Linked DNA regions of Homo sapiens: region 1 is linked to region 2. A link is an interaction called in ENCODE POLR2A ChIA-PET data of the cell type or tissue named here. Cell type or tissue: PC-9. All regions are shown on one strand. Links, peaks and the distances in the headings refer to the core of each region. The heading gives the core; the rest is flanking DNA.

The links. Peaks named below come from ENCODE experiments on the same cell type or tissue, not always from the same donor. Only the 100,000 strongest peaks of a DNase experiment are listed, where the experiment ranks them.
Region 1: POLR2A ChIA-PET joins it to region 2 with 8 read pairs; 1 of 35 experiments calls an interaction of 5 or more read pairs at or near these places.

The regions. Positions count from the first base shown.
Region 1 is chr3:194,418,134-194,423,521 of GRCh38, forward strand. ATP13A3 (ATPase 13A3) reads right to left here. Exons shown (of 34, transcript NM_001367549.1): 31 at 1,746-1,834. Among named protein-coding and RNA genes, the nearest start is that of GP5, 22 kb to the left of the region's middle. In PC-9, for the core only: no CTCF peak of the experiment used is centred there; no DNase peak of the experiment used is centred there; H3K27ac peaks cover 588 bases.
Region 2 is chr3:194,210,447-194,215,834 of GRCh38, forward strand. All of the region lies in intron 1 of LINC02036 (long intergenic non-protein coding RNA 2036), which reads right to left. Among named protein-coding and RNA genes, the nearest start is that of LINC02037, 35 kb to the right of the region's middle. RefSeq lists enhancers at 1,125-3,222, 1,378-2,183, 2,184-2,989, 3,796-4,599 and a silencer at 1,794-2,088. In PC-9, for the core only: no CTCF peak of the experiment used is centred there; a DNase peak (open chromatin) is centred at 2,655; H3K27ac peaks cover 1,848 bases.

The sequences.
Region 1 (5,388 bases), core at 139-5,138, 210 kb after region 2:
ATGGGTATGCGTAAGAGAAAAAAAGAAAAAGAAATTTGATCCCTATTCAAAAGCTATACATAAAATTAATTCCAGATGGATTAAAGACTAAATGTGAGAGTATCTTTATAACTTTGAGATGGACAAGTCCGCCAAACTGAGACACGAGGAACAAATAAAGAAAGAAATTAATAAATTTGCCATGTCAGACTATAAGTTTGTTTTTTAAAAAGAGATATTATAAACAAAGTAAAAAGACAAGCCACAAACTGGGAGAAGATATTTATCACTATACAGTCAAATATAATACATTAAGAACTCTGAAAACTAAGTTTTAAAAAAAAGACAACATCCTAAAAATTTTTAAAAAAGACAACATCCTAGAAAAAATTGGCCAAAGGCATGAATAGGCAGTTCACAGAGAAAATAAAAATGGCCATTAAACACATGAAAAAATGCTCAACTCCATTAGTAAAGTTAATGAGCAAAGTAAAACCATCATGATATAACATTTTACACCCACTGGACAAGACCAAGTGTTGGCAATGATGTGAAACAACAGGATGTCAAACACTGATGGATGATTGATACAATCACTTTGGAAAACAACTTGGCACGTGGTAGCTGAAGAGTACATGCTCATCATGATACCAGAATACAGCAGAGGAAACTTTTGTCCCTAATGGTTTGCCAAGGGTAGTAGTGGAAGGAGTATATTACCACTGGAAGTGTCTGGAATTACCAGCACATGGCAATATTTAAAAAGCAGATGGACTTCTACTGGGCTTAATCACTGTTTGCAAATTCTCTACAGCATCGCACCACTCTCTCACTGCTTGTACCTGGGATAAACCACTCCTACTCCACTCTTTCATACACTATTACTTACCCCCATACACTGAAAGACATGTAAAAATATGTTCATAGCAGCAATATGTTCAGTAATTATTTACCAACAGAGGATGGAGAAATGAATTTAATATATTCCTACAATTGTATACTATACAGCAATGAAAATAAAATAATGTATCAACAAACAATGTTGATGGGAGAATGCAAGTCACAGAAAAAAGGGAACAAGATAACATTTTCATGAAGTTCAAGAGCACACAAAACTATCTTTTATGACTGCAAACATATATGGTAAGTATATAATGAAACAGGGAATGACAGGGAAAATCATCAAAACAGGTACATGAGAGTGCCTTATTGATTGGTAACGTTACCTTTTTTTTGTTTTCTTTTGTCACTGACTTGTGCTCAGGTAATGTTCATTTTTTCAGGTTGGATGATACACTCAGGGTGTTATCTCTTTACTATTTTTTAATTATGGCTAACAACTTAAATATGTGTGCATATTCTTTTGTATGAAAAACAAGTATTTCATTACTCAGAAAGTTTTTAATGAAAAGAATTGAAGAACTAAATGGCCAAAACACAAAAGGGAGCATGTGTAGACTACTCAAGAAGTAGACTGGTAGAGAAGAGAGGAGTAACAGGTACCAGGATCAACGTTTTTTTATGTTTTTAAAGACCAAGGGCTATTTAATTTGTTTGCAGACAAATGAAAACGGCACCAGAAGCAGAGATTAAACAGGTATAGCTAAGAAAAGCTGCTATTTTCATTAGGTTCTTTATTCTCTGTAGAGTATCTTTGGGTTAATATAACAGCATCTTAGAATACACAAAAAGAAGAGATCCTGGAAAAAAAGAAATGTATACAGGTTAGTCTTTTTCCCCAAACAAATGATGTGCTTAAGTCTTACCTGAAGAACCTGGTCAACAGAGGCAACTGGATACAACATGATGAATAATATAAAAATATATAAAAAAATCACAGAAAAAACAAAAAAATCTGGAAAAGACAGCAAAAGTAAAACAAGTAAATTAGGAAATTCCTTTATATAAAAAGGCATCCAATAACAGCTGGTATACTGTCATTTGTAAATTTGGTTTTGAATACTTTCACTTCAGTTGATGGAATAAAGTATGTGCTCTGTTATCTCCTGGAGTATGAGACATTGTTCGGGGCACCCAAAAGATTCACATACACAACGTGATGTTATGTTTAAACTCCATTAACTTTAACCGTGAAAGTCCTTCAGAAAATAATCAGCACTTAAAAAAATAAGACTCAGACCTTCACAGACATTTGTATGTCGCCCAAATGGATAGCTACTTTGTAAGATAATAAAGCCAATACATAATGCACAAATAAGAGACTAAACTATGTGTGGCAAAATGAGATTATCATTTAAAACATGTATTCAATGACAATTACTATTGACTGTAAAAATGCTGAATAACACTTATTTTCAGTATTGGGTATGTCTTAATCCTAAATAGAGGCATTCTAACCTAAATGTAAATGTATTTCTAGTAAGTGAATCCCATTTTTTCACTGATTTACACTGTGAAAATGTTTTCACAGAAAATCTTAGCCAAAAGCCAAGAGACTGAGTTGATCTACTATTTTTCAAAGTGGGCTGACCTTATGGCTTGCTATGGGAGCTGGGAATGGCAAATCCACCCAGCAGTACTTTGTCTCACTTTCCTAACTCAAAAACCAAACTGCTTGCTCATGGCCATTTTCTTAAGTGTGTACATCTACACATATACACACATGTATATAAGCATATACTTGTATAATAATAAGCCATAAAAGTGGCTCCAAAATTTTCTAATATATTGATAGCCCAAACTTTTTTCCCCTTTTCCTTTGATCTGGACATTTATTTACAACTTCCTATTTGAACTCCACTTCAAACTCAAACTTTACTAAGACCACATACAAAAACTTTATCATGAAGCCTCCAGACTGGGTAAAGAACTTACTTTTTACTGACTGTAAATGAAGGGTCTCAGTGCCATTTTTAAACGTGGATGTTATTTGTAAATATAAACTTTGTTAATATCAATTCAAAACTACAGGTAAATATTTATCATTCTACAGAAACTATACTATATTATTTTTATGTTTATATATACCAGTGTGTAGGGTGTATATATATATATATATATATAGTATATATATATATATATATATATATATATATAGTTTTAGTAGCTTAGGCTGAAACTTACACTAACACTTATACCAAAGGTGGAGACATATTTTTTACCATGAGCCACTGACCAAAAGGATTAAAAAAAATGTGGGGCTGGGCACGGTGGCTCACGCCTGTAATCCTAGCACTTTGGGAGGCCGAGGCGGGCGGATCACGAGGTCAGGATAACGAGACCATCCTGGCTAACACGGTGAAACCCTGTCTCTACTAAAAACACAAAAAATTAGCCAGGCGTGGTGGCGGGTGCCTGTAGTCCCAGCTTCTCGGGAGGCTGAGGCAGGAAAATAGTGTGAACACGGGAGGCGGAGCTGGCAGTGAACAGAGATCACGCCACTCCACTCTAGCCTGGGTGACAGAGCGAGACTCCATCTCAAAAAAAAAAAAAAAAAAAAGTGGGACTCATATTGGGTAAAAAGTAATTCTACTAAATTGTAAATAGGAAATGTGACATCCTGTTTCACAAATGCAGCAACTAAAGTATCATGTAAGTTCTATGGTCATTTAAGTAGTTATGGTCAGATAAGGAAAAAGTGTTTGGAAAGTGGTGGTTGGAAGTATATAAAAACAGAAAAGAAAAAAGACAAAATCAGAAAAAGGACAAAAAGCAATGGTCAGAACATAAATGGCAGAGAGAAACACGGAGACTAAAAAAGAAATTCAATGAAGTAATAAGCCATATTGCATGTTTTTCAAATCTGATTGCATTTTTCAAACCACAGCAAAAACAGATTTGCGACCTGGTTCTTGACATGTGTGTCGTTGGCAAAAAAAAAAAAAAAAAATTTACTCAAGCACAGAAGCTTCTTTACATCTACCTAAACAATGTTTGTTTCTCAAATTTTCATGTCTCTCCCAGAGCCACCTCTTGGATCCCACCTCTAAAAATCTGCCAAGATTTCCATGTGAGAGAGAAGATAAGTAACTGAATCTATCTTTGTTTAGCCTGGAGGAAAAAAAAAAGGCACTATCCAAAAAAGACACTAAGTGACAGGGGAGAGAAGGATGGCTGGCAGACATACAACCATACCAAATTTTAAAATCAGTAAGGATTTCAACCAAGAATAGAAGAATTAGGTATTCACTTTAGAGAGGTATGAATTTCTTGTAGACTATGCTCTCAGCTCCTAGATTCTCCTAGCATTATAAGCAATGGCTTAGTAATTGTACTAAAGTGTAAACATTCTTCACCAGAAGACAGCTATCAAAACAAACTGTGTGTCACTGGTGACTGCAGGCCAGGGTCAAGGGTGTTCCTTAAGATTTAGATTGTTTTAGATTGATTCTTCCACAAAGCTATGTGAATCTAAACAAGTCATTTACAGTCAAATTATTTTATCTATAAAATGGGGATATGATAAGGATTCTGTAGGAAATAAGAGATTTTTAAGTATTCAAAGTATATAGCAACATGTAAATTGAAGTTATTATGAAATATTTTTCAGCTTGTGGCAACATATGATGTGCTGTTCATGATACCAGATGCCACCGATGGACTATGGTATCAAAATAAGGTACCAGAAAGGATTTCCTTCATATTTTCCTTAGTGACTCCGAAATAAGGTAGACACACATACAATATTTACCCCAATATATATCTCTTTGTTCCTTCCCCAAACAATAACTAGTACTAACTAACCTACAGCCACAAATCCTAAGCCTTTTTATTCCTATCCCTCTCCCCTTATCCAGTTATGTCTTTAAAAGGTCACCTTATTCTGTAGGGCCTCTAGGTATCTGAATGGCTTCAACCAATTTAGGCATGCTAGATGAATAGGAAAAAGATACATAGGCCCTGAATAGGAAAGACCCTGGCAATTCAGTAGTAATGCCTTCATAGACAAAGGGATTAGATAGCACAAGCAATAAACTGTAGGGATGATCCAACAAGAAACTGCATTAAAAATTGAAGCCAAATCCCAAGAAATCATGTCTAGTTAAAGGAGAGTGTTAAGAATTAAGTGCATATCATGACCCTTGAAATGAAGGCAGCTGAATGAGAAAATGTAACTGTGAAGCTCAAGTTGAAAACAGGTAACCACACAGACTGAAGTTAAGTTTAATTTAGATTAAAAGTGAACCAGTACAAGAAAGCAAAAAACTCTAAAGAGAATTCCTTAAACGCCTAAGGCTGAGATTAATTCTTAAAAATCATAACTTCAAAATACTTTTAATATATTACACACCATTTATAGAGAGCAACAACTGGCAGGTCCTAGCAAAGGACCCTGCATGGACTCCAGTGACAAACAGACAAGAGGTGAAAACTAACAGACAGGTCCTAGAAAGGACTCTGCATGGATCCAGTGACACACAGACAAGAGGTGAAAACTGGCAGAATGCC
Region 2 (5,388 bases), core at 88-5,087:
ACCAAAATTGCAGAATTTTTATTTTGTAGCCTATATATGTATGTATGTATGTGTGTATACATGTATATATATATATTCTTACCAGAACAGTGAAAGTGCTATACAAAACTAACCCCGCTGTTTTCATTTCTCTTGGTAATACACACACATTTCCCAGCCCTCTGTACCTTTGGCTTATGATGAGGCTGAATGAAAGGGCAGGGAGCTATGGATCATCCTTGCTCTCTCGTTCCTTCTCGTGTCATTTTCAATGGATCTGTTTTGCTAACACAAGGACATAAGGTGAGTAAGAAAGGATATGATGGGATTATTTGGTCAATTGTGTTTTTCTTAGACTGCCACTGTCTTTTTTTGTAATCTTTTTTTTTGTTTTGTTTTGTTTTTGAGACAGAGTTTTGCTCTTGTTGCCCAGGCTGGAGTGCAATGGTGTGATCTCGGCTCATTGCAACCCCCACCTCCTGGGTTCAAGTGATTCTCCTGCCTCAGCCTCTCAAGTAGCTGGGATTACAGGCGCCCACCACCACACCCAGCTAACTTTTTGTATTTTTAGTAGAGATGGGGTTTCACTATGTTGGCCAGGCTGGTCTCAAACTCCTGACCTCAGGCGATCCACCCATCTCAGCCTCCCAAAGTGCTGGGATTACAGGCATGAGCCACCGCGCCTGGCTCTTTTGTATTCTTTTGTACTGGTTTGCAAGGAGTGCATGGCTTCTAAGGGCCCTAGGGGCCCGCTTACTCAGGTGTGGGCAGAGTGTGCTTACCTCCCTGAGTCTCGACGAGCTCCTGGGCATCATGGGCCCACTGGACTCCTGGACTCCTGAGCATGGAGAATGCTCTGTATGAATGGCATAGCGAGGAACTGCAGTGGCATGACCCCTCTCCTCCACTGTCTCACTGGGCTTCACTTACAAAAAAGAAGTTCAAAGATGAAATTATCAAGAATGTCAAGACAGTGACAGAAGAGCATTAAGCCAAGCACGTGACCCTTCTCAGCATAGAGTCCTCTATAACAGAACTTCACGGTCACATGGCAAAGTCAGCACAGAGTATTCCTAGTCTAGAGGCTTTAAGAGTACAGATGTGTCTCTCAGGCCCCAGGCTGAACTTCTAGACGAATTCCAGGGTGGAGCACCTTCCTCACAATATCCCTAGAATTGATGAGGCTCCGTGAAGCATAATCCCAGAGGGAAGCTGGAACTCCCAGCACTGCCCTACCTGAGAGCCTCGTGCCTATAGCTGCGTGACTTGAGGATGAGGAAGGAAGGGAAAGGGGACAGTAGAAATCCTCCAGGCACAGCTAGAGTGCAGTGGAAGCAGTCTTGTCAAGAAAATGCTATTATGACCAGAAATTAAAGGGGAAATCCAAAATGTTGTTATAACCTAGCGATGTTCTTCTTTACCCACAAAACAATGCTTTAAAGAAACTAATTGCTCAAGACATCTCTCTCGAATACACATTTACACAGTCTATTTAATACAACCCCTGGAACAACTGCAGTGAAACAGAGCGTCAGGGAAACCTAACTTCCAGACACAGCTCTGATTCCTTCTTGATGGGTGACTCTGGGCAGGCCACCTAACTTCTCTGAGTCTCAATTCTCTTATCGGTAAAATGGGAATAATGATTCCTAACCCAGAGGTAGGGTCCTTGTGAGAGAATGCATGTAAAAGTGAGCTGTAAGCTGTAAATCACTGTGCACACATGAAGGCATGTATATTGCATTGGCACGTTGGTATCCTGTGTACAAACGTTATATATCACACACGGACACCATCAGGAAATTCCACTCCGGGGCAGAGTGATTTACAAAGCCTGCTCAGAAGTGGAGTCAATTAAGGTCAGCTTTCTATGTTGCTAAACAACAGGGGATTCTGGGTTCAGTAACGTTGAAAGGCAGGCCCAACACACCCCTTGAAACTGGGCTTTTGAGAGGGTTCAAAGGAAGGCGAAACAAAAGCCCCTCTTTGTGATGTTTTCACTCTTCCTGCATTGTCCTCTTTCACCCTCCAAGGGCCTTCATGTAAAGAAGGGCTGCTAATGTGGCGAGTGGGAGTTTGAAATTGTCCTGGGCCAACAATGTTGGCACATTCTGCCGGGCCTCATTACAGAATCATCTGAAATGCTCTAGAAGTGTTTCCCACTCATTAGCATAAATAGCAGAAAAACTCTTTCACAAACAAAGCAGGTTCCATCTGCCCCAGTATGTCCTCACCTTGACTTCAAATGGCCAGTCCCTCCCCCAGCACAATACAGGGGCGCCGGCCTCCGAGGCCCCAAACACCCCACTTCAGAACAGCATTCAGCGAAATATCAACACGGTAACCTGCATGTTTATTCATTGGCCAGCCCCCTCCTTTTAATGGAGTCCCTTCCCCATTGTGACCACTTGATTCTTTCACAGACCTAAAAGGGACAGGCAGGGAGAGGCTTCCTTTCGAAGCTGTTGGGATCCTTAGCAACCCACACCTTGTGAGTGGGTCAACTAGGCTAATTAGGTTTGTTCTGCCTTTTTGGCCCAGGCGTATTTTGTCAGGTATTCTGCTGTGAGATTAAAGAGTCATTAATCACCCAGGCCTGACGCTGACAAGGTGGCTTTTACAATGAAGTCCACTTCCCTGGTGCTGGCTGGAGCCTAGGCCGGATCTGTTTTGCATTACATTGCAGAAGAATGTAATGTGGGCTTCTTCCCAGGCGACCTCACAGGATGTCAACCTCGGGCCCCCGGGCCTTAAGAAGGCCGGTGCCAGGGACAGAGATAGCATCTACTTTGAAGGCAAACCGTGCTCACAGCAGCTGGGTGGAGTCTGTTGGGTTCTGGAAGGGCAACTCACAGAATAAGGTACAGCCTGACAGAGTCAGACCTCAGTCCCCAGCCGCCCAGCCCCGCATTTTCCCAAAGAAAGCCCAGAGGCTCAGAAAGGAAGGATACTTGCCCGAGGACACATAACAAATCACGGTGAGAGTCAAGATTAAAACAAGGCATCTCACCACTATCACACTACCACATCTGAATCCCAAACTAAGCTTTTTATAACCCTTTTCAACATAATCAATAACTGTTACAGTTGGCAATTCAGAGGTCCTGCACTCTTAAGCGGAGAAAGAAGGGAAGTCAATCCCATTTGTCAAGTGCTACAAAAGGCTAAACTCTGTGCCATTTTGCATATAATTGATTCCATTTAAATGTCATTTTCATAAGATGACTTGTGAAAGGGCTCAGCCACCCTTAGTTCTTACCCAGTGCAACAGTTTTCCTGATAAGTAGACCTTATCATCCCTATTTTTTTTTTTTTTAAGATGAGAGTCTCCCTGTCACGCAGGCTGGAGTGCAATGGCGCGATCACAGCTCACTGCAACCTCTGCCTCCAGGTTCAAGCGATTCTCCTGCCTCAGTCTCCTGAGTAGCTGGGATTACAGGTGCCCACCACCATGCCCGGCAAATTTTTGCATTTTTAGTAGAGACGGAGATTCACCATGTTGGCCAGGCTGGTCTCGAACTCCTGACCTTGTGATCCGTCCGCCTTGGCTTCCCAAAGTGCTAGAATTACAGCCGTGAGCCACCGTGCCCGGCTAGCATTCCTATTTTTATGAACAAAGAAGCCAAGACACAGCAAGGTTAAATAACTCATTCACGGCCGATATTCTTTCCTATGCCAGACTGCCATTTGAAAAGATGAGTTCTCTAAATCCAGGTGTTCTCATGAACTTTTATTATTGCTGATGTCAATCATAAATTAAAAGCTTAGGTCAATTATCTAAACATCAGATTATCAGAATGTGTTGTTTCCTTTTAATCTCAATGTGTGATCATGCCATCTATCTCTGCTGATGTTTCCTTGTTGTCCTTTCTGCTTTTATTCTTTCATTAATTTAGCAAACATCTGTTGAGCATGCTGGGGATACCCAGATTTTAAAAACAAGGCCATATGCCCCTTTCTTGTGACATTACTGGAAAATGAGCTCCTCACAAATAAGAAGGTAAACCAAGAAGGAGGAAGGCGAGGGCTTTGGAAGCCAGGAGCTCCAACACAGAAGGATGGTGAAGGCAATGCCTGGGAGGCTGCAGGGTTCTCCAGAGGAAGGCTACATGCCCAGTGCATAGGGAGGGCAGCTGGCCCACATGCTGCAGGGCGCAGCCCTGGGACAGGCTTCAGCAGAAAGACAAATTCGATAGGAGACCTGATCATCTACATCACCAAGGAGGAGATTTAGAACTTTGGCAGAGTTTGAACCTTTATTATTACTTAATACAATGAAAACAAAACAAATGGACTCACGCCTGTAATCTCAGCACTTTGGGAGGCTGAGGTGGGTGGATCACTTGAGGCCAGGAGTTCAAAACCAACCTGGCCAACTTGGTGGAACCCCACCTCTATTAAAAATACAAAAATTAGCCAGGCATGGGGGTGGGCACCTGTAATCCCAGTTACTAGGGAGGCTGAGGCAGGAGAATTGCTTGAACCCAGGAGGCAGAGGTTGCAGTGAGCCGAAATCAAGCCACTGCACTCCAGCCTGGGCAACATAGTAAGACTCCATTTCAAAACAAACAAACAAAAACCAACAATAATAAAAAACAAAACAAATGGAAAAATAAGACAGTTACTAACTCCAGGAAAGTAAAGGCAATCACACTGTACTTCAGGGCACAGTTATAAACCTAGTTTATATTTTCATATGGAAACAAAGAATGATGAACAAGCGATACTAGTATATAATAACAGTGGGAGGATATGGAGTGAAAGAGTGTGTATATGAGGGGAGGCCACGGCACAAGAAGAAAAAGCTAAACTCATCTTTCATGGTGGGAATTCAAGATTTAATGCTTAAAACTAAAAAATCAAAACAGAAACACAAGCATATTAGGGACAACATTTGTGGACTATTTGACTCTCCAAATTATGTGGATGTGTAACTTTGGTAAACACAGAAACTCAAATTCAAAAGTCATTGATGAATTTGATTGCAAAGTAAGACATTGTGTTTGTTGTCAAAGGGTTAACAACGTCCTTGGGAGGCTGTCAGGCCAAGTCATAATTGAAGCATACCTGGGATGCTCTGACCCTTCTGTGGGTCGTTGAGAGGTGGAGCAAGAGGTTAAGGAAGTTCACAGGTGAGGGGAGGGGCAATGTCTTGAGTGGATGCAGCTGTGAAAGGGAGGGAGCGTGAGGAATTGGTATCACAAACATTGACAGCGTGAAAGCCAGAGAAGGTGGTAGAACGCTGGGGAGATAATCCTGGTCCTGTCTAGCGAGATAGACAAGATTCAAAAGTGAGCCTGAACCAGACCCAGTTTGAACACCAGCTGCTGTACTTACAGACCACATTAGTAACTACTCTGAGCCTCACTTTCCACAATCTAAAGAAGAGAAAAATAGTAGCTCCCACCC